2 separate regions of the Homo sapiens genome follow, and region 2 is linked to region 1. A link is a loop called in an ENCODE intact Hi-C map of the cell type or tissue named here. Cell type or tissue: PC-9. All regions are shown on one strand. Links, peaks and the distances in the headings refer to the core of each region. The heading gives the core; the rest is flanking DNA.

Region 1 (10,467 bases), core at 1,051-9,050:
AATAGTAGACAAAGGGCTTCTACGCCTGTAGGAATAGATGTCAGTGTTGTCAAACAGCTCCTTGTTTGCCGCCACATGCATTATTAGAGTTATCTTGAAAACCAGCAGTTTCTCTGTAGGAGTCTTTTAAAGCCACTTATCTGTTGTGTAAAGATAGGTTTAGTTGAAACTAGATCATTCCATCTGCCTTTAACCAGGCACTCCTAACCTGTAATATGCTGCACTCTGAAGGGGTTCAGGGAGGAAAGTCACCACAATGTGACGCTTCTGTTCTTCCCCGAGGAGGTGACACATAACGGTGACATAGATTCAGAGTGACAAATCCAGTGCATACTCTATAATCAATGTCAGTAAAGTTTAAATTCTTGCTTTTTTAAATAAAAATAAAATGGACTAGGAATTCTGGTCTTCCTGCATCTCAGAGGCCTCACTTGCACTTTCCCCGGATTTCTTGCACAGCCCACTGGAGTCTGACAAAAGGATACCCTTTCAAGTCTGAAGTTTGGCAGTCACTAAGTGGGCCCCGCCACTGTGGCAGCGGCACCCCATGACTGTGAGATCCATTTTGCAAAGATAAATAAAACACTTCTAAGAGTAACTGGGAATAACTGAAGGCAGGAAGTTACAGTCTCTGCTCAGTGACACATAGGTCTTTCTTCCTCCTGACCACTGAGCACTGTTGACCTTTATCTGAGACCCTGCACCTCTGGAAAGCAGTGATAATCAGGCAGGCATGGTGGCTCATGCCTGTAATCCCTGCACTTTGGGAGGCCAAGGCAGGTGGATCACGAGGTCAGGAGTTTGAGACCAGCCTGGCCAACATGGTGAAACCCTGTCTCTACTAAAACAATAAAATAAAATAAAATAAATTATCATGGCTTAGTGGTGGGCGCCTGTAATTCCAGCTACTTGGAAGGCTGAGGCAGGAGAATTGCTTGAACCCAGGAGGCAGAGGTTGCAGTGAGCTGAGATGGCACCACTGCACTCCAGTCTGAGCAACAGAGTAAGACTCTGTCTCAAAAAAAATTTGTTTGGCCGGGTGCTGTGGCTCATGCCTGTAACCCCAGCACTTTGGAAGGCCAAGGCAGGTGGATCGCTTGAGGCCAGGAGTTCAAGGCCAGCCTGACCCATATAGTGAAACCCTGTCTCTACTAAAAATAAAAAAATTAGCCGGGCATGATGGCACGTGCCTGTAGTCCCAGCTACTCAGGAGGCTGAGGCAGGAGAATCACTTGAACCAGGGAGGTGGAGGTTGCAGTAAGCCGAGATCACACCACTGCACTCCAGCTTCAGCAACAGAGTGAGATTTTGTCTCAAAAAAAAAAAAAATTTTTTTTTTTTGGCCGGGTGCAGTGGCTCATGCCTGTAATCCCAGCACTTTGGGAGGCCAAGGCAGGCAGATCACCTGAGGTCGGGAGTTTGAGACCAGCCTCACCAACATGGAGAAACCCCGTCTGTACTTAAAAAAATACAAAATTAGTTGGGCGTGGTGGCGCACACCTGTAATCCCAGCTACTCAGGAGGCTGAGGCAGGAGAATTGCCTGAACCCAGGGGGCAAAGATTGCAGTGAGCCGAGATCGTGTCATTGCACTCCAGCCTGGCAACAAGAGCAAAAAACTCCAAAACAAAACAAAAACAAAATCAAAAAAATTTAAGTAAAATAAAATAAAGACAGAAAGAGGCCAGGCATGGTGGCTCACGCCTGTAATCTCAGCACTTTGGGAGGCTGAGGTGGGCAGATCACGAGGTCAGGAGATCGAGACCATCCTGGCTAACACAGTGAAACCCCGTCTCTACTAAAAATACAAAAGAAATTAGCCAGGCATGGTGGCGGGCACCTGTGGTCCCAGCTGCTGGGGAGGCTGAGGCAAGAGAATGGTGTGAACCCAGGAGGTGGAGCTTGCAGTGAGCTGAGATTGTGCCACTGCACTCCAGCCTGGGCGACAGAGTGAGACCCTGTCTCAAAAAAATAAAATAAAATAAAATAAAATAAAGAAGACAGAAAGAAAATGTATTTATTTAAAAAGAAAAGAAAGCAGCGATGATAAAGCACCCTGCACCCCCAGTACCCCCACCCCCAACCTGAACCCCATGCAACCCCCATCCTCCACCACCTTTTGTTTTTCAAAATCCCCCATTCTTTTGTGTTCTTGGAGAAGACTTGCTCAGAGAACCATCCTTCTGCATAGGACATAGGTACAACTCACCGTCCACTCTCTTGTGACCCCACGGTTCTCAGGGTTGGCTCCCTTGTTCATCTGCAACAAGGCCAAACACAAATCCTCCAATTTCCCATTCTTTGCTGTAGTTGACTAGCTAAGATTAGAACAATTTGTTTCCCTGAGAATAATATTTCTGGTTCAGCTAAGTGACAGACAGTTCTGCATACAAAACAACCCCAACTGCATATCACCCCACTTCAGCTTGTTTACTCCTCTCTATATAAGTCTAGGGCAAAAGCACCCTGCTGAGATCCTCTGATCTTTGCCTCTCAAGTGTTCTTTAATCAATCTGCCTACTTCTCTGGGTTTTGTCTTTGACACAACCCTCGATTTCTCTTTGAAGAAGTGTCACCTTCACCAAACCCAAGTGTGTCCTCCAGATAGATTACTGCTCACCCTGCATAATGCCTCCCAGGTAAACCTTCTCCCCTAAAAGAGAAATACCTCTTTTTTTTTTTTTTTAAGACAGTCTTGCTCTATTGCCCAGGCTGGAGTGCAGAGTGCAGTGGCTCAATCATGGCTCACTGCAGCCTCATCCTCCCAAGCTCAAATGATCCTCCCACCTCAGTCTCCTGAGTAGCTGAGACTACAGGCAAAGGCCACCACACCCAGCTAGTTTTATTATTATTATTATTATTATTATTATTATTATTATTATTATTGAGACTGAGTCTCACTCTGTCTCCCAGGCTGGAATGCAGTGACCCAATCTCGGCTCATTGCAGCCTCTGCCTCCCGGGCTCAAATGATTCTCCTACCTCAGCTTCCCAAGTAGCTGGGATTACAGGTGCACGCCACCATACACAGTTAATTTTTATATTTTTAGTAGAGACAGGGTTTTGCCATGTTGGCCAGGCTGGTCTCAAACTCCTGACCTCAGGTGATCTGCCTGCATTGGCCTCCCAAAGTGCTGGGATTACAGGCATGAGCCACTGTGCCCGGCCCCAGCTAAATGTTTATTTTTTGTAGAGATAGGATTTTGCTATGTTGCCCAGGCTGGTCTTGAACTCCTGGGCTCAAGCAAACTGTCTGCCTTGGCTTCCTAAAATGCTAGGATTACAGGCATGCCCAGCCTTCTCTTCATTTTTAAAACTCAAACTTCATAGAACATATGTATCTCTCAATATAACATTTCTGGCTAACAATTCTATAGAAAAGTCACAAAATTTTTACATCCTAAACATGATACAATATTTTTCAAAAAATGAAATGCAAGAAAGGCCTTTTATTCCAAATATTATTGCTATTTCTTCAGAGTCTGTTGAGGCAATCCTCAACATTGTATCTGCCCCAAAGGATGTGTTGAAGTCCTAACCCCTGGTACCTGTGAATGTGACCTTACTTGGAAATAGTCTTTGCAGATGTAATTAAGATTTAAGTTAGAATGAGGTTATACTTGAGTACTATATTTGGTCCATTTTGCATTGTATAAAGGAATAGCTAAGGCTGGGTAATTTACAAAGAAAAGAAGTTTAATTGCCTCACAGTTCTGCAGACTGTACAAGAAGTGTCAGAGATGATAAATTCCTCTTCAAAAAGCTTTCGTTCCCTGTTCTTTGTTTCTTAAAACCAACTTCCTTGTACTTCCTTGTCTCCTAGCTACCTGTTCTGTAAACAACCTTCCTGCCTTTGCCATGCCCAGACAAGTCCAGATATGCCTTCCCGCCTAGTAACAGACTCTTTTCCCACCTAGTAACGGACTCTTCACCTAATAGACCCTATTCAATTTTAAACCTTAGCCAATCGAGTTAGCTTAGATTGTGAGGTCCAACCCCAGCCAATGGGGAAAGGACACAGAAGTGCTAGGAACTGCATTAGAGATAAAAACCCCTTTCCTACCCTGCTCGGTGTGCTCTTGCGATAATGACTGGCGCAAGCTGCACCCTTCTGCAGAAGAAAATTTGCCTTGCTGAGAAATCTTGTGTTTGAGTGCTCATTTTCTTTACGACTCTGAGCTTTTATTTCTAACAGAACAAGGTGCCAGTGTCTGTTTCTGGGGAAGCCTCAGGAAGCTTCCAATCATGGTGGAAGGCAAGGAGAGCCAGTGTGTCACATGGCGAGAGATTTTAACAATCAGATTGCACATTAACTAATAGAGCAAGAACTCATTCATTACTGTAAGGAGGGCATCAAGCCATTCATGAGGGATCTGTCCCCATGACCCAAACATCTCCTACTAGGCCCCACTTCCAACACTGGGGGTCACATTTCAATTTGAGATTTGGAGGGGACAAATATTCAAACTATATTAAGTAGTATGGACTCAATCCAATATGACTGCTGTCCTTATGAGAAGCAGAGAAGAGACACGGAGACAGACCCAGGAAGAATGCTATGAGGCAATGGAGACAGTGATTAAAGTGCTGTATCAACAAGCATTTACTGGCAACACCAGAAGCTAAAAGTAAGGCATGGAACAGATTTCTTCCCTGGAGCCTTCAGAAGGAGCATGGCCCTGCCAAGACCTTGATTTTGGACCTCTGACTTCCAGAACTGTAAGATAATACATTTTCTGTTTTTTTAACCCACCCAGTTTGTGGTGCTTTGTTATGGCAGCTCTAGAAAGCTAATATAGAGTCCCTATGAACGTTTTGGAAAATTGTGGCGCGATCAACAAAAGGGGCTGGGCACAGTGGCTCACGCCTATAATCCCAGCATTTTGGGAGGCTGAGGCCAGAGGATCACTTGAACCCAGGTGTTTGAAATAAGCCTGAGCAACATAGTGAGACCCTGTCTATACAAAAAATACAAAAATTAAGGCTGGGTGCAGTGGCTCATGCCTGTAATCCCAGCACTTTGGGAGGCCAAGGTGGGTGGATTACCTGAGATCAGGAGTTCACGACCAGCCTGGCCAACATGGTGAAACCCCATCTTTACTAAAAATACAAAAAATTGGCCAGGAGTGGTGGCTCACGCCTATAATCCCAGAATTTTGGGAGGTTGAGGTAGGTGGATCACCTGAGGTCAGAAGTTCAAGACCAGCCTGACCAACACGGTAAAACCCCATCTGTACTAAAAATACAAAATTAGCCAGGCGTGGTGGTGGGCACCTGTATTCCCTGTTACTCAGGAGGCTGAGGCAGGAGAATTGCTTGAACCCAGGAGGAGGAGGTTGCCACTGCACTCCAGCCTGGGTGACAGAGTGAGACTCTGTCTCAAAAAATAAAAATAAAAATAAAAATAATTAGTTGGGTGTGGTGGCCTGAGCTTGTAGTCCCAGCTACTCTGGAGGCTGAGGTAAGAGAATCGCTTGAGCCCAGGAGGCAGAGGTTGCAGTGAGCTGAGATTGCACCACTGCACTCCAGCCTGGGTGACAGGGCGAGACTCTGTCTCAAAAAAAAAAGAACAAAAATTAGCTGGGTGTGGTGGAGCACGTGTGTAGTCCAGCTACTCAGAAGGCTGAGGTGGGAGGATCACTGGAGCCTGGGAGGTCAAAGCTGCAGTAAGCCATGATCACGCCACTGCCCTCAAGCCTGGGTGACATAGTAAGACCCTGTCTTAAAAAACAAAACACGAAACAGGCTTGGTGCGGTGGCTCACGCCTGTAATCCCAGCGCTTTGGGAGGCCGAGGCAGTTGGATGGCTTCAGCTCAAGAGTTCAAGACCAACCTAGGAAACAAGGTGAAACTCTGTCTCTACAAAGAATTCAAAAATCTAGCCAGGCATGGTGGTACACTTCTGTAGTCCCAGCTACTCAGGAGGCTAAAGCTGGAGGATCGATTGAGCCAGGAGGTAGTGGCTGCAGTGAGCCACGATCATGCCACTGTGCTCCAGCCTGGGCAACAGAACAAGACACTGTCTCAAAACCAAAAAACAACAAACAACAACAAAAGGGGTGCAATAGGCCAGGTGCTGTGGCTCATACCTATAATCCTAGCACCATGGGAGGCCGAGGCAGGAGGAGCCCTTGAAGCCAGGAGTTCAAGGCCAGCCTGGACAACAAAGCAAGACCCTGTCTCTACCAAATAAACCAAAAGACAAAAAAACAAAATGAAACAAAACAAAAGGGGTGCAACACAGGACCACTGGTGGTGTCAAAGGAAAAATTGCACTGAACAACGTTGAAACTTTAGGCAAAGTTAAACTGCAGGAGGGGAGAGGGCCAGAACTAAGTATGAACTAAACTGCTCATCAGAAGGGATAGGTTTTGTTTGTTTGTTTGTTTGTTTGTTTGTTTTTGAGGCGGAGTCTCTCTCTGTCGCCCAGGTGGAGTGCAGTGGCGGGATCTCGGCTCAGTGCAACCTCTGCCTCCCGGGTTCAAGTGATTCTCCTGCCTCTGCCTCCAGAGTAGCTGGGACTACAGGTGCCCACCACCACGCCCAGCTAATTTTTTGTATTTTTAGTAGAGACGGGGTTTCACTGTGTTAGCCAGGTTGACGTCGATCTCCTGACCTCGTGATCTGCCTGCCTCTGCCTCCCAAAGTGCTGGGATTGCAGGCATGAGCCACCGCACCCGGCCCAGAAGGGATAGGTTTTAAAGGATTGGGTGAATTAGTACTGAAGGACATAAGGGAAGTCACAGGCCATTTGTGTTTGCCGTTGGCTTTTTATAATTTGATGTCTTTATGGGGTACGGAGTGATGTTGTAATATATGTAAACAATGTGAAATTATTAAATCAAGCTAATTAACATACCCATTACCTCAATACTCATCTTTTTTTTTTTTTATTTTTTTAGAGAGACAAGTTTTCACTCTGTTGCCCAGATTGGAGTGCAGTGGCACCATTATAGCTTACTGTAACTTTGAACTCCTGGGCTCAAGCCATCCTCCCACCTCAGCCTCCTGAGTAGCTAAGACTACAGGCACACACCATCACGTCTGTCTAATTTTTTTAATTTTCTATAGAGACAGGGTTTCACTATGTTGCCTAGGCTGGCCTTGAACTCCTGGCCTCAAGTGATCTGCCTGCCTTGGCATCCCAAAACTCTGGGATAACAGGTGTGAGCCACCATGCCCAGCCAATACTCATCATTTTTTTGGTAGGAAGAGCATTTGAAATGTATTCACTTAGCATTTTTGGAATATACAGTACATTATTATTAACTATAGTTCTCATACTGTGCAATAGATCTCAAAAAAATATTCCTCCTGTCTAACTGAAATGTTGTACCCATTGACCAACATTTCCCCATTTCCTCGCTCCCAGCCCCTGGTAACCACCATTTTATTCTCTACTTCTATGAGCTTGATTGTTTTAGATTCCACATACATGTGAGATCCTGCAGTATGTGTCCTTCCCTGCCTGGCTTTTTTTCATTTAGCATAGTTCTCCAGGTTCATCTATGTTGTCGCAAATGGCAGAAATTCCTTTTTTTGAAAGGCTAAATAAAATTCCATTGTGTATTTGCTAGTAGGCTTTCTCCAAAGGAATTATAGCCTCTGCTGTCCTCCATGGGAGATAGCACCAGAAGTGGGCATCTGCCACTGGAAGAGGGTCCTCACCAGAACTTGGCTGTGCTGGGACCCTGCTCTCAGACACGCAGCCTTCAGAACTGTGAGAAATAAATTCTAATTGTTCAAAAATCAACAAAAAGGAGAAATAAACGTATCCTAGCTTTGTGACAAGAGTTAGTTTTGTAACTTAGAGCACGATATCTTGAAACTTGGAGCAAGGCAATTTGGAGTCAGGCTCCTGCTGCCCTCCCACAGAAACAGAGATAAGGATGCTATGTCCTGCTGATTGCATTTCAAAGAAATAGTTCCCAGGTCTTGGAGAAAGACTTTCCTGGGTTGTAAAACTGACAAAGCTTTTTTAAAGATTATGCATCGACTAAAGGTAAAATGACCAAAAAAAAAAAAAAAATTGGCATCTCGAAGTATCAGAGAGAAAATTTACAAGTTTTCTAAAGCAAATGCTCTAAGAAGAGGGAGGTCAGGGGCCTCCCTCAGGAGGAAGCCCGCCTAAAGGGAAACATGAGCTTGTCTTGGTCTTGAATCTTCTACTGCACAAAAGCCCCTATCTGTTATTCACCATATTAATTATTTGGTGATCAAGAAGCAATGTTTTAAACATTTCACAACTGACCAGATGTTTTGTTTTATAAGAATTATATTTAGGTACCTTACCATGCTTTAGTTAACCTTTTAAGAAATTGATTGAGGGTTTGGGGTTGACATAGTATAATTTTTCTGTTTAAAATAAAATAAATAGGCTGAAGGTTAGCATTTTCATGCAGAACAACCAATTTTCAGTAATAGATTACTGATGTTAAGCAGGAGAGGACTACATTTCTAAATTGTTTAATTTTTTTAAATGACAGACCCAAACTTCTTTTCAAAGAACAGCCTCTCTGACAGGTTGATTCAGTGCAGGCGCACTGCATTCTGAATCCTAGGGCAAGGCCATGTTTAATGAGCTTTCTCTCTGCATCCCCCACTTCTATTCCCACCCACTAAGACCCAGGGCTGACTGGCCATCAACTCAAAGACTAACAGCGGGACGATCTCACTGGCGGGACGATCTCACTGGCGGGTTGCCTAGGAGGCTTGGGAGTGAATAACAGGCATCTGGTTCTAAGATCCACAGCGCAGATTTAAGGAAAAAACAGCTGTTAGCCATACTCCCTCTACCCCAAAACAGTTTTTAAAAATTGCTGTTGGAAGCCAAGAATGATAAGCAAACAAAACAATAGAATAGAAAATAACAAGGCTGGGCGCAGCGGCTCATGCCTGAAACCCCAACACTTTGGGGGCCAAGGTGGGAGGATTGTTTGAGCCCAGGGGGTTGAAACCGGCCTGGGCAACATACTGAGATGCTGTCTGTATAAAAATTTGTGAAAATAGCTTGGTGTAGTGGTGTGCACCTGTGGTCCTAGCTACTTGGAAGGCTGAGGAGAGAGGGTTTCTTGAGCTCAGGAGTTGGAGGTTGCAGTGAGCTATGATTTTACCACTACACTCCAGCCTGGGTGACAGAGTGAGACCCTATCTCTAAACAAAGAAAAGAAAAGAAAACAGCCAGGCGCGGTGACTCACGCCTGTAATCCCAGCACTTTGGGAGGCTTAGGTGGCCAGATCACCTGAGGTCAGGAGTTCGAGACGAGCATGGAGAAACCCTGTCTCTACTAAAAATACAAAATTAGCTGGGCGTGGTGGCACATGCCTGTAATCCCAGCTACTCAGAAGGCTGAAGCAGGAGAATTGCTTGAACCCGGGAGGCGGAGGTTGCAGTGAGCCGAGATGGCACCATTGCACTCCAGCCTGGGTAACAAGAGCGAAACTCCATCTCAAAAAAAAAAAAAAAAAAAAAAGAGTCCGGGTGCGGTGGCTCACACCTGTAATCCCAGCACTTTGGGAGGGCGAGATGGTTGCATCACGAGGTCAGGAGATCGAGACCATCCTGGCTAACACAGTGAAACCCTGTATCTACTAAAAAAAATACAAAAAATTAGCCAGGCGTGGTGGTGGGTGCCTGTAGTCCCAGCTACTCGGGAGGCTGAGGCAGGAGAATGGCGTGAACCCGGGAGGCAGAGTTTGCAGTGAGCCAAGATTGCGCCACTGCACTCCAGCCTGGGCTGGGCACAGAGCAAGACTCCGTCTCAAAAAAAAAAAAAAAAAGAAAAGAAAAGGAAAAGGAAAGAAAATAAAACAGTGCAATGGTGTAAGGCTAAGTATTAATTCAGTCACGTATGTGTGTCTGTGTGCCTGTGTCCTGGGTCATAAGATAAGCTGTGTTTCTTTGAGAACTGGCCTAGGAAATCCCTAATAGTTACCTGAAGGGAAGGAAGAAAGAAGTCAGTTGATACTAAATGTCTTAGATAGCTACAGGTCAGGCTTTGAGATCTTAGTTCCATCCCCGCAATTTACCTACCAATCAGTATTATTGGTAGTCCATATCACCTGAGGAGTCTTCAGCTGTCCCAAGTCTGGCATTTGAAACACAAAACTCGGCCAGGTGCAGTGGCTAACACCTGTAATCCCAGCACTTTGAGATGCCAAGGCGAGCAGATCACTTGAAGTCAGGAGTTCGAGACCAGCCTAGTTAATATGGCGAAACCCCGTGTCTACTAAAAATACAAAAATTAGCCAGGTGTGGTGGTGCACATCTGTAATCCCAGCTACTTGGGAGGCTGAGACAGAAGATTCGCTTGAACCTGGGAGGCAGAAGTTGCAGTGACCCAAGATTGCACCACTCACTGCATTCCAGCCTGGGTGACAGATTGAGACTCGGCCTCAAAAAAAAAAAAAAAAAAAGAAATCCAAAACTCATTGCATTACCACTCTCCTCCAGTTTCTCTCACCTCCT
Region 2 (10,467 bases), core at 1,455-9,454, 370 kb after region 1:
AAGGTCAGGAGTTCGAGACCAGCCTGGCCAATATGGTGAAACCCCATCTCTACTAAAAATACAAAAATTAGCCGGGTGTGGTGGTGGGCACCTGTAGTCCCAGCTACTCGGGAGACTGAGGCAGGAGAGTCACTTGAACCCAGGAGACGGAGGTTGCAGTGAGCTGAGATGACACCATTGCACTCCAGCCTAGGCGACAGGGTGAGACTCTGTCTCAACATAAAAAAAAAAAAAAAGTTTGTATTTCCCATAGTTTCTTCTTCTTCTTGGTGTTCCAAGTGCTCCTGCCATGAATCTTTCAAAAAATGCTCTCCATCTATATTGTCATAGATTTTTACAGAGGTGGTCAACAGTTCCTTAGAGGTTGGGAGGCAGAAAGGTATACCTTTCCTCACCCATCATAAGGGTCAAGGCTGACAGTCCTATACGAAAAGGGAGGTTAATAAGAGAAAGGCGTAACAGGTTTATTTGGTCAAAGATTTATAAGAGACTTCAGAAATGAAGAGCCAAACACCCAGGGAAAACTGCTTGTTTTTATGCTTATGAAGCATGGACAGCCATGTAGAGATGTGACTGGAAAAGAGAATGAACTAATAGTAAGAGTGGAGAAACCCAGCAAGGCCTGTTCAGATTCTTCTTGGCCTTTCTGTGTGACCTTCCTTTTTCCAGGGTATAGGGCGGGGCCACTCTGGAATGAGGGCCTTATGATCTCCTATCTGACAAGGGTACATCAGAGAATTTCTTTATGGCCAGCTCCTAGGCAGAAAGGCTGGGGAAGTTTAGAGTAATATTTGTAGGTTTTATGTCTTCCTTTGGGGAAAAGGGTTCTAGTTTCTGTGACCCACCTTGGGGAAGAGGAATCCTGGTTTCTGTGACTCACTTGCGGAGAATGAAGGGTAAGAGATAGGAGGGCAGGAGAAGGTCAGAGACCTTGGTTCTGAGGTGGATTCTGAGGCCTTCCAATGTCCTTTAGTTCAAAGTACTCAGCATGCCAAAGTGCCATACTTTGGGGAATCCTTTTCTGAGCCCCAACAAGGTCATCTATACAACTCCCTCATTTTAAAGATAAGGGAACAGAGATACAATTGATTTAAGTGGCTTGCCCCACATCTTAGAAATAGTTGATAGAACTGGAAGTAAAACCTAAGTCATCTGAACCACAATCTATAATTCCTTCCTGAGCCTTTAATGTAAAGTGGCTTAACTGTTACTAGGATAGAGAAACAAATAGGAAGGTGACATCAAGCATCAGTCGGGTGATTAGCATAAATGACCCGTTAGCCCTTTTTCAGTCTGGAGAGTATGTGATTCTTTTTCTTTTTCTTTTTTTTGAGACGGAGTCTCGCTCAGTCACCCAGGCTGGAGTGCAGTGGCGCGATCTCGGCTCACTGCAAGCTCCGCCTCCCAGGTTCACGCCATTCTCCTGCCTCAGCCTCCCGAGTAGTTGGGACTACAGGTGCACGCCACTACGCCCAGCTAATTTTTTTGTATTTTTTAGTAGAGGCGGGGTTTCACCATGTTAGCCAGGATAGTCTCGATCTCCTGACCTCGTGATCCGCCCGTCTCGTCCTCCCAAAGTGCTGGGATTACAGGTGTGAGCCGCCGCGCCCGGCCAAGAGAGTATGTGTTTCTATAAAATGTTCTGCCAAGAGATTATGAAATACTTAGCGACCCCATAGTTTTTCCCTGTAGCATAATAAAGGCATTGAATATTCTTATTTAAACCCACAGTCCTAAATACTCTATCTTCATGGGAAGAAGCTGCCTAAGGAGACTGTAATATAACACTGCCATCTGGCATCAAAAATTTTTAATTACATAAAAATGTTACATGCTTACTATTGGAGGGAAAAGCATCTTCCTATAATGTGCAATAGTGAATTCAAAACAGAATAGTGACAAATGTAGACAGAAGACAAATTTTATATATGTTTGATAACATATTCACAACTTGGAAAAATGCCAAAATGATTGTAGACACACCAGCTAAAATGAAATTGGGAAGTGTTGGCCAGGCGCGGTGGCTCACACCTGTAATTGCAGCACTTTGGGAGGCCAAGGCGGGCAGATCACGAGGTCAGGAGATCGAGACCATCCTGGCTAACATGGTGAAACCCCATCTCTACTAAAAATACAAAAAAATTAGCTGGGGGGGCCAAATTCTGGCTAATTTTTGCATTTTTAGTAGAGACGGGGTTTCGCCATGTTGCCCAGGCTAGTCTCAAACTCCTGAACTCAAGCGATCCACCTGCCTTGGCCTCCCAAAGTGCTGAGATTACAGGTGTGAGCCACCTTACCAGGCCCCATCTTATTGATTTCTGCAAAAAATAAAAAGCCAGCTTGTATTTTGATATGAATTTCATTGAATCTATAGGTAATTTGGGAAATATTGCTATCTTAATAATATTAAGCCTTCTGGTTTGGATTTCTTTATTTAGGTCTTTAATTTCTTTCAATAAAGTCTTATAGTTTTCAGAGTATAAGTTTTTCACTTTCATTTGATTTATTCCTAAGTATTCTATTCTTTTTGATGGTAACATAAATGGAGTTATTTTCTAGTTCATTTTTGGATTATTCATTGTTGATGTATAGAAATACATTTGATTTTTATATATTGTTCTTGTACCTTGCTGAACTCATTTATTCTATTTTTTTAGTGAATTCCTTGGGATATTGTATACACAGTATAACATCTACAAATAGATAGTTTTACTTCTTCCTTCTAACCTGAATGCCTTTTCTTTTTCTTGCCTAATTTCCATGGCTGGAACCTCTGGTACATGCCATTTCTATGTTGGATAGAAATGGCAAGAGTGGACATCCTGGCGGGTAACGGTGGCTCACGCCTGTAACCCCAGCACTTTGGGAGGCCAAGGCAGGTGGATCAGGTCTCAAACTGCTGAGGTCAGGAGTTCAAGACCAGCCTGGCCAGCATGGTTAAACCCCGTCTCCACTAAAAATACAAAAAATTAGCTGGGCGTGGTTGCGGGCGCCTGTAATCCCAGCTACTCGGGAGGCTGAGGCAGGAGAATCACTTGAGCCTGGAAGCCAGGGTTGCAGTGAGCCAAGATCACATCATTGAACTCCAGCCTGGGCAAAGGGTGAGACTCTGTCTCAAAAAAAAAAAAAAGTGTGGATATCCTTGTCTTGATCCTAGGGAGAAAACATTTAATTTTTCACTATTAGCTATAGGTTTTTCTTGTTTGTTTTTGAGACAGGGTCTTGCTCTGTTGCTCAGGCTGGAGTGCAGTGGTGTGAACACACTCACTGCAACCTCTGCCTCCCAGGCTCAATTGGATCCTCCTACCTCAGCCTCCCAAGTAATTGGGACTACAGGCATGTGCCACCACACTCAGCTAATTTTTAAATTTCTTTCGCAGAGACAGGGTCTCACTATATTTCCCAGGCTGGTCTTGAACTCCTGGGCTCAAGTGATCCTCCCGCCTTGGCCTCCCAAAATGCTGGGATTACAGACATGAGCCACTGCATCCTGCCATCTATGGGTTTTTCATAGACGCCCTTTATCAGGTTGAGGAAGTTATCTTCTATTCCTAGTTGGTTGAATGAGCATTGGTTTTTGTCAACTGGTGTTTCTTTTTTTTTTTTTTTGACACTGGGTCTTGCTGTGTTGCCCAGGCTGGAGTACAGTGGCACCATCTCAGCTCACTGCAATCTCTGCCTCCTGGATTCAAGCGATTCCCCTGCCTCGGTCTCCTGAGTAGCTGGGATTACAAGCACCCACCACCATGCATGGCTAATTTTTTTTTTTGTATTTTTAGTAGAGACGGGGTTTTCCCATCTTAGCCAGGCTGGTCTTGAACTCTTGACCTCAGGTGATCCGCCCTCAGCCTCCCAAAGTGCTGGAATTACAGGCATGAGCCACCGTACCCAGCCAATTGGTGTTTCTTTGTCTATTGAGATGATCATGTGGTTTTAGTTCTTTGTTCTATTAGAATGGTGTAGGTGGTAAGCTGAATAATGCTCTCACCCACCCAATGATATCCACGTTCTAATGCCCAAAATGTGAGTATGTTATGTTACATAAGGTTGCCAATGGAATTAAAGTTGCTAATCAGTTGATTTTTAAGTAGGGAGATCATTCTGTATTATCTATGTAGGCCCAAAATAATCATAAGGGTCCTTAAAAGTAGAAGGAGAGAGGACCATAGAGATGGCAGCTTGAGAAGGACTGTGCTCAATGATGCCCACTTTTTTTTTTTTTTGAGATGGAGTCTCACTCTGTCACCCAGGCAAGAGTACGATGGCATGGTCTTGGCTTACTGCAATCTCCGCCTCCCTGGTTCAAGCAATTCTCCCACCTCAGCCTCCCAGGTAGCTGGGACTACAGGTGCATGCCACAGTGCTCGGCTAATTTTTGTATTTTTAGTAGAGATGGGGGTTTCACTATGTTGGCCAGGCTGGTCTCAAACTCCTGACCTCATGATCTGCCCGCCTCAGCCTCCCAAAGTGCTGGGATTGCAGGCGTGAGCCACCGCACCCAGCCCAATGTTGTTCACTTTAAATAAGCAGGAAGGAATGCAAGGAATGTGGTAGTTTCTAGAAGCTAGAAAAGTAAAGGAAGTAGATTCCCCTGTAGAGCCTCCAAAAAAAAAAAAAGATAAGACTTTCCTCTAAAAAGTAACGCAGACCTGCCCACACCTGATTTTAGCCCAGTGAGACCCATTTTGGAATTCTGACCTTCAAAACTGTACAATAACAAATTTGTTGCTTTAAGCCACTAAATTTGTGGTAATTTGTTACAGCAGCAATAGGACATTAACACAGTATATTATACTAATTGATTTTCAGATGTTAAAGTAACCTTGCATTCCTATGATAAATCTCAGTTGGTCATGGTATGTAATCCTTTCTTCTAGTGGCTGGATTTGGTGTGCTGGTGTTTTGTTGAGCATTTTTTAGTCTACATTAATAAAAGATCCTTGTCTGCAGTTTTCTTTTTCATGTGATGTCTTTGTCTGGCTTTGGTATCAGGGTAACACTGGCCTCACAGAAAGAGTTGGAAAGTGTTTCCCCCTTCTTCTATAGCCACCCAGCTTTGTCATGGTTGCCATTTAAATGGTATGTCTTTGTCCATTCTTTTACTTTCAACATAATTTGAATCTATCTTTGATTGAGATTTCCTCTACAATAACCAATAATATTTTTATGACCATGAATAAAACTGCATTTATCTTACTAGCTGCTTTTTTAAAAAATTGTAAACCTTTGTTTTCCCAATGATAATAACTTTTCATTTCTATACACTCTCTGGTTCTCTTGCTGGCAATAAACCTTGGTATTTTTGCTTAATTTTGTTAAACTTAAAATAAAATTTTGTCACTGTATATGTTGGGCCCATCTTTTTTTTTTTTTCTACTGGTCTGTGAAATCTGTCTAGGAACCACCAAATTACAGGATTTCCAAGACTAGGTTAGAGATATGTTGTACATAAAACATAGGTTGTATCTATGGAAACAAGTTTATTAAACTTATGAGTAATATTTAAACTAACAAAATTTTATCAGTATTTTTGCTTTAATTCAGATTTTTAAAAGACATCCTAAAACTAGGATGGAAACCATATCAAAATCACGACTGTACATTGTGAAAAACTGAAAACATCTAAATGTCCAATAATATAGATTGGTTAAATTACAGTGTATTTATATAATGGTTATCTATTTAAAATCATGCTTTATAGTAGTATTATACAGACATGGAAAAATGTTCAGCTACAGGTCAACTTGTCACGTTCGGTGACTACTACCTCCTTTAACCCTTTGGGTGTGTTGCAGCTTCCCAAGGTGGTTTACCGTACCTATTGGCTTTCTTTAATCCTACTTTTTTGGTAAATATTCCCTTCATTAAATGCTGTTCAGTCACCCCACTTTAGTGAATCATCTATTTCCGGCTAAGATCCTGAAAAAAGTTATTAACCATTAACACAGGTTAATGGTGAAATTAGACCATTACTCTGGTTGGTGGAATTATGATGAAATTACAGAGAAAACAACAAATGCCTGTTTTTTTTTTTTAAACAAGTAATACCATGATAGGTGCACTACACCTAATAATAGTGAGGGCTACCATTAATTAATTATTAGTGAGTTAGTTGTATATTGTGCTTTATAGATCACCTCCTTTAATCCTTTAAATAACTGTATAATAATTAACATCACCTCCAGTTAGACATGAGGAAACATTAAACATTTTTTATTGTCAATTAATATATTGTCATTGTTTTCTTTTATAGATCATTCCCGAGAAGTGTTGGAGCAATTAGTAGGCCCAAACAAACTAAAGCAAGTGACATGGACTGTTTATTGATGCTTTTTTGAAGATGATCAATGCTAGGAAAGCTTATCAAAACTACTTTCCCAGGAAACCATCTATAGAGATTTGCATTCTACTTAATGTTAACACTATTTTTAATTATTTTATTGTCTTAAGTTATAACTCTCAGAGAATTAGCTAAGTCTTGGTATATACATGGTTTGTGCTTTACTCTTAAACATCTTTAAAGTGCTATTATTCTATATCTGTTGGATGAGTCATTATTTTTGAAATGATAATCCTAGCATGAACTCTGATCTATGGTGTTGGATTCTGTTTCTTAAATAACTTTAAAATTAACTGTTTTCCCTTGAGATTTCCTTCTCCTATGTAGGTATTTGAGCTATTGTTCTAAGTTTACCTGTAAGTATAAACCTTGGGAGAATCTAAGTAAACATATTTCTAAAAGCATAGTTACCTTCCTATTTTCTGGCTCTTACCTTCTTGGAGTATTTAAATGCCCATTTGCCAAAAGCAGACCTGAACATCAAGCCTGTTAATTCTTCAAAGAATTTAGGTATTTGTTTCACCGAAATGAAGTGACTTATTAGCCATTCAGCGTATTAGTATTACAGAGGCTCTTGCCCAGCCACATCCATTCATTGATTTTTATGGCTACTCTTCCCAGTTACATTTTATGCATCTGTAAGCTTTCCTTCCTTAGCAAAATTGCATTCAAAAATGTGTAAAAATGAGTAAATACAGAATATCACTACAGAGACTTGTATCCTCAGGTTTATTGATTTCACATTGTGAAATAAACAGCAAAGGTCTTAGTTTTCAAGTGAAAACTTTTTGGTAATCACAAAATTACCTGACACATACCACGCTTAAACCAACCCCCAAATTTAGCATATTCATTTTGCCATGAGCCAGTCTTGAGATTTTCTTAAAAGATTTCTTATTTTGCCTCTGATGTAGTGAAAAACGGGGTAAGTATGCTAACTTTCTTGTATATGTTGGGGGGTACTTATTCAACTCCATTTCTTGTCCTTACAAGATTTATAAATGTGGTATGTTTATAGTGTGGATATATATGTTGCCACTGCAAAGGTGGTGCATATGTATATATGTGCAAAATGGGTAAGGCCTGTTCTAACTATGAAATTTTTCTAAAGACAAATTCAATAAAATTTAATACTGAATATTTAACCAAGTCAATCACATTTTCCCCTTTTTGCAGAAACTAGTTTCGACATCTAAATTGTGAGCTTCTTTGGGTCTATGAAGGATTTATCTTCCTAAAACAGTTTGCAGTTTGATATTTCTCCTTTTTTATGTTGCTAGCTGTATTAACTATTTCTCACCACTCTGTTTAAAATATCTGTACCCCATCCAGTACCCAGTATTCCCTATTACCCTTACTTCTTTTTCTCCTTACTACCTATCACCATCTGATGCCTGTTTTCATTTGTTCATTATGTCTCCCTACTCTAGAATACAAATTTCATAAGGACAAAGTATTTATCTTTTTTTTTCATTGCTGTATCCCCATATCCCCAGTGCCTAGAACAGTGCCTGGTATATAATAAGCACTCAAATATTCATTGAATAAGTAAATATGGAAAGAAATAAAGGAGGAAAGAAAGAAATACCCAGTAATACCCAGCCTGGCCAATGTAGCAAGACTCCATGTCTACAAAAAATACAAAATAAAAAAACTAGCCAGGCATCATGGTGGTGCATGCCTACAGTCCTAGCTACTAAGGAGGCTGAAGTGGGAGGATTACCTGAGCCTAGAAAGTCGAGGCTGCAGTGAGCACGGTCGCATTGCTGAACTCCAGCCTGGATGAGAGAGCAAGACCTGTCTAAAAACAAACAAAACAAAACACCCAACAACAACAACAAAAATTTCCAGTCTCTAGTCTGATTTATATTTTCTAATATAAAGAGATTGGAAGTCATCATTCCCATCCTCACAATAAGAAAAAAGCTCAATAAACTGAAAAGTCAACAACACTTAGATCCATTAGAGAATTAAGGTTAAAGAGAGAATGCCTCACAAATTAGAAACGCAAATACAAAGAACCATAGCTTACAGGGAGCAGAAGCCTGTTGCTGGAGCCAGTACCAATAGGAACATTTATGCTGTAATTCCTGAGTTGCTGGAGGCTCCATGTGGATGGACTTAAGAATCAAAAGCTCCAGCCTGGCACAGTGGCTCACACGTGTAATCCCAGCACTTGGGGAGGCTGAGGCAGGTGGATCACCTGAGGTCAGGAGTTCGAGACCAGCCTGGCCAACATGGCGAAGCCCTGTCTTTACTAAAAATACAAAAATTAGCTGGGCATGGTGGTGCATGCCTGTAATCCCAGCTGGGTTTGGTGGTGTATACCTGTAATCCCAGCTACTCAGGAGGCTGAGGCAGGAGAATCACTTTAACCCAGGAGGTGGAGGTTGCAGTGAGCCAAGATCACGCCATTGCACTCCAGCCTGGGCAATAAGAGTGAAACTCTGCCTCAAAAAAAAAAAAAAAAGAATCAAAAGCTCTAGGAATCTGTCCATAAACGTTATCTAACCAGGTGTGGCAACCCTGCAGTCACTCTGAACCTATTCTGCTTTTGGGAGCTGCCCAATTCACAGATTGTTCTTTGCTCAATTAAACTTTGTTAAATTAAAACAAACAAACTCCAGGGGGCCCACTCCTAGGGGAGACACCACACTTTCATAGTTTTACCTCCAGGATACCTACCAGGTTCTCAGGGTGAGGATCAGAGAAAAATCCCCTCTTCTGGTATGAGGATAGGGAAAGTAACCATTTTGAAATATGCCCAAGTGTTCAGTTCTCCTTAACAAAAGCCAGTTCTCAAGGGAAACTATTTTACCAGAGCCTCGTTGACCTGGGGGAAAGGAAGCACCCAACTCCAGCTGCCTCTAGCCTTCCTGTCTCACCAAAGTGACAAAAGAAAAGCTGAAAGCACTTGTGAAGGTCACAGCAGGGGCACAGGCTGACTTAACTGACTGAGACTTAATCACAGGACTATAGAACATACCTTCTCCCATACCTTATCACATCAGTTAGGCTACTGTATAATAACAGGGAATTACAGGTGAAAAAAACTGCAAGCTTCAGACTCTATATAAGAAGGAATCTCTAGGGAAACTCAAAGATAACAGAGGAGACAATAGCCAGGACACTAGAGGAAAATTTAGCCTGTAATATCTACTCTACAGCAAACAGTAGCCCTACCCAGATTTTAAAACCTCATGCTACCTTAGTTTACTTGTTTATTTATGCAATACATCATGTCTAGCTATCAACAAAAAATTACAAGGCATGCTAAAAGACAAAAAAACAGTCTGAAAAGAAAACAAGCATCAGAACCAGACTCAGTTATGGCAGACATTTTAGAATTACCAGATCATAAATTTAAAATAACTGATTAACATGCAAAGGGCTCTAATGCGAAAAGCATACAACACGCAAGAATGATGGGTGACGTAAGCAGAGATAGAAGCTATAAGAAAAAATCAAAAGGAAGTGATAGAAGTAAAAAACATCGTCAGGCTGGCGTGGTGGCTCACACCTGTAATCCTAGCACTTTGGGAGGCCAAGGCGGGTGGATCACCTGAGGTCAGGAGTTTGAGACCGGCCTGGCCAACATGGCAAAACCCCGTCTCTACTAAAAATACAAAAATTAGCCAGGCATGGTGGTGCACACCTAAAATCCCAGCTACTCTGGAGGCTGAGACAGGACAATCGCTTGATTGGGGGAGGTGGAGGCTACAGTGAGCCGAGACATGAGTCACTGCACTCCAGCCTGGACGACAGAGCTGAGACTCCATCTCAAAAAAAAAAAAAAGCCCAGAGTTCAAGGCTGCAGTGCCCAATGATTAAGCCTCTGAATAGCCACTGCATTCCAGCCTGGGAGCAAAGTGAGACTGTCTCTAAAAAAAGAAAAAATATATATATAGTCTTCTTCTGTTTTGTTTTGTTTGTTTAATTCAAAGTTACATCACAGTTGTCCTCGACTACAGAAACAGATCCAGCTACAATGTTTAATTCTTCTCCATTACTTAAATTAAATGCTGCCACCATTGAGTATGGCATTGTATAATCATATTCCTTCAGCGGTTAAAATAGAAAAAAAAATGCAGATAGAGATGTGTATAATTGGCATGCATAGAAATACA

The links. Peaks named below come from ENCODE experiments on the same cell type or tissue, not always from the same donor. Only the 100,000 strongest peaks of a DNase experiment are listed, where the experiment ranks them.
Region 2: it touches region 1 in a loop (5-fold over the local background); 11 of 110 quality-filtered maps call a loop at or near these places.

What each region holds. Positions count from the first base shown.
Region 1 is chr12:32,037,772-32,048,238 of GRCh38, reverse strand. No RefSeq gene overlaps it. Among named protein-coding and RNA genes, the nearest start is that of BICD1, 64 kb to the left of the region's middle. RefSeq lists a silencer at 4,177-4,377. In PC-9, for the core only: no CTCF peak of the experiment used is centred there; no DNase peak of the experiment used is centred there.
Region 2 is chr12:31,668,164-31,678,630 of GRCh38, reverse strand. It overlaps ETFBKMT (electron transfer flavoprotein subunit beta lysine methyltransferase), which reads right to left. Exons shown (of 4, transcript NM_001135863.2): 4 at 5,517-10,467. AMN1 (antagonist of mitotic exit network 1 homolog) reads left to right here. Exons shown (of 7, transcript NM_001113402.2): 7 at 6,254-7,489. The coding sequence ends at 6,327. Among named protein-coding and RNA genes, the nearest start is that of ETFBKMT, 14 kb to the right of the region's middle. In PC-9, for the core only: no CTCF peak of the experiment used is centred there; no DNase peak of the experiment used is centred there.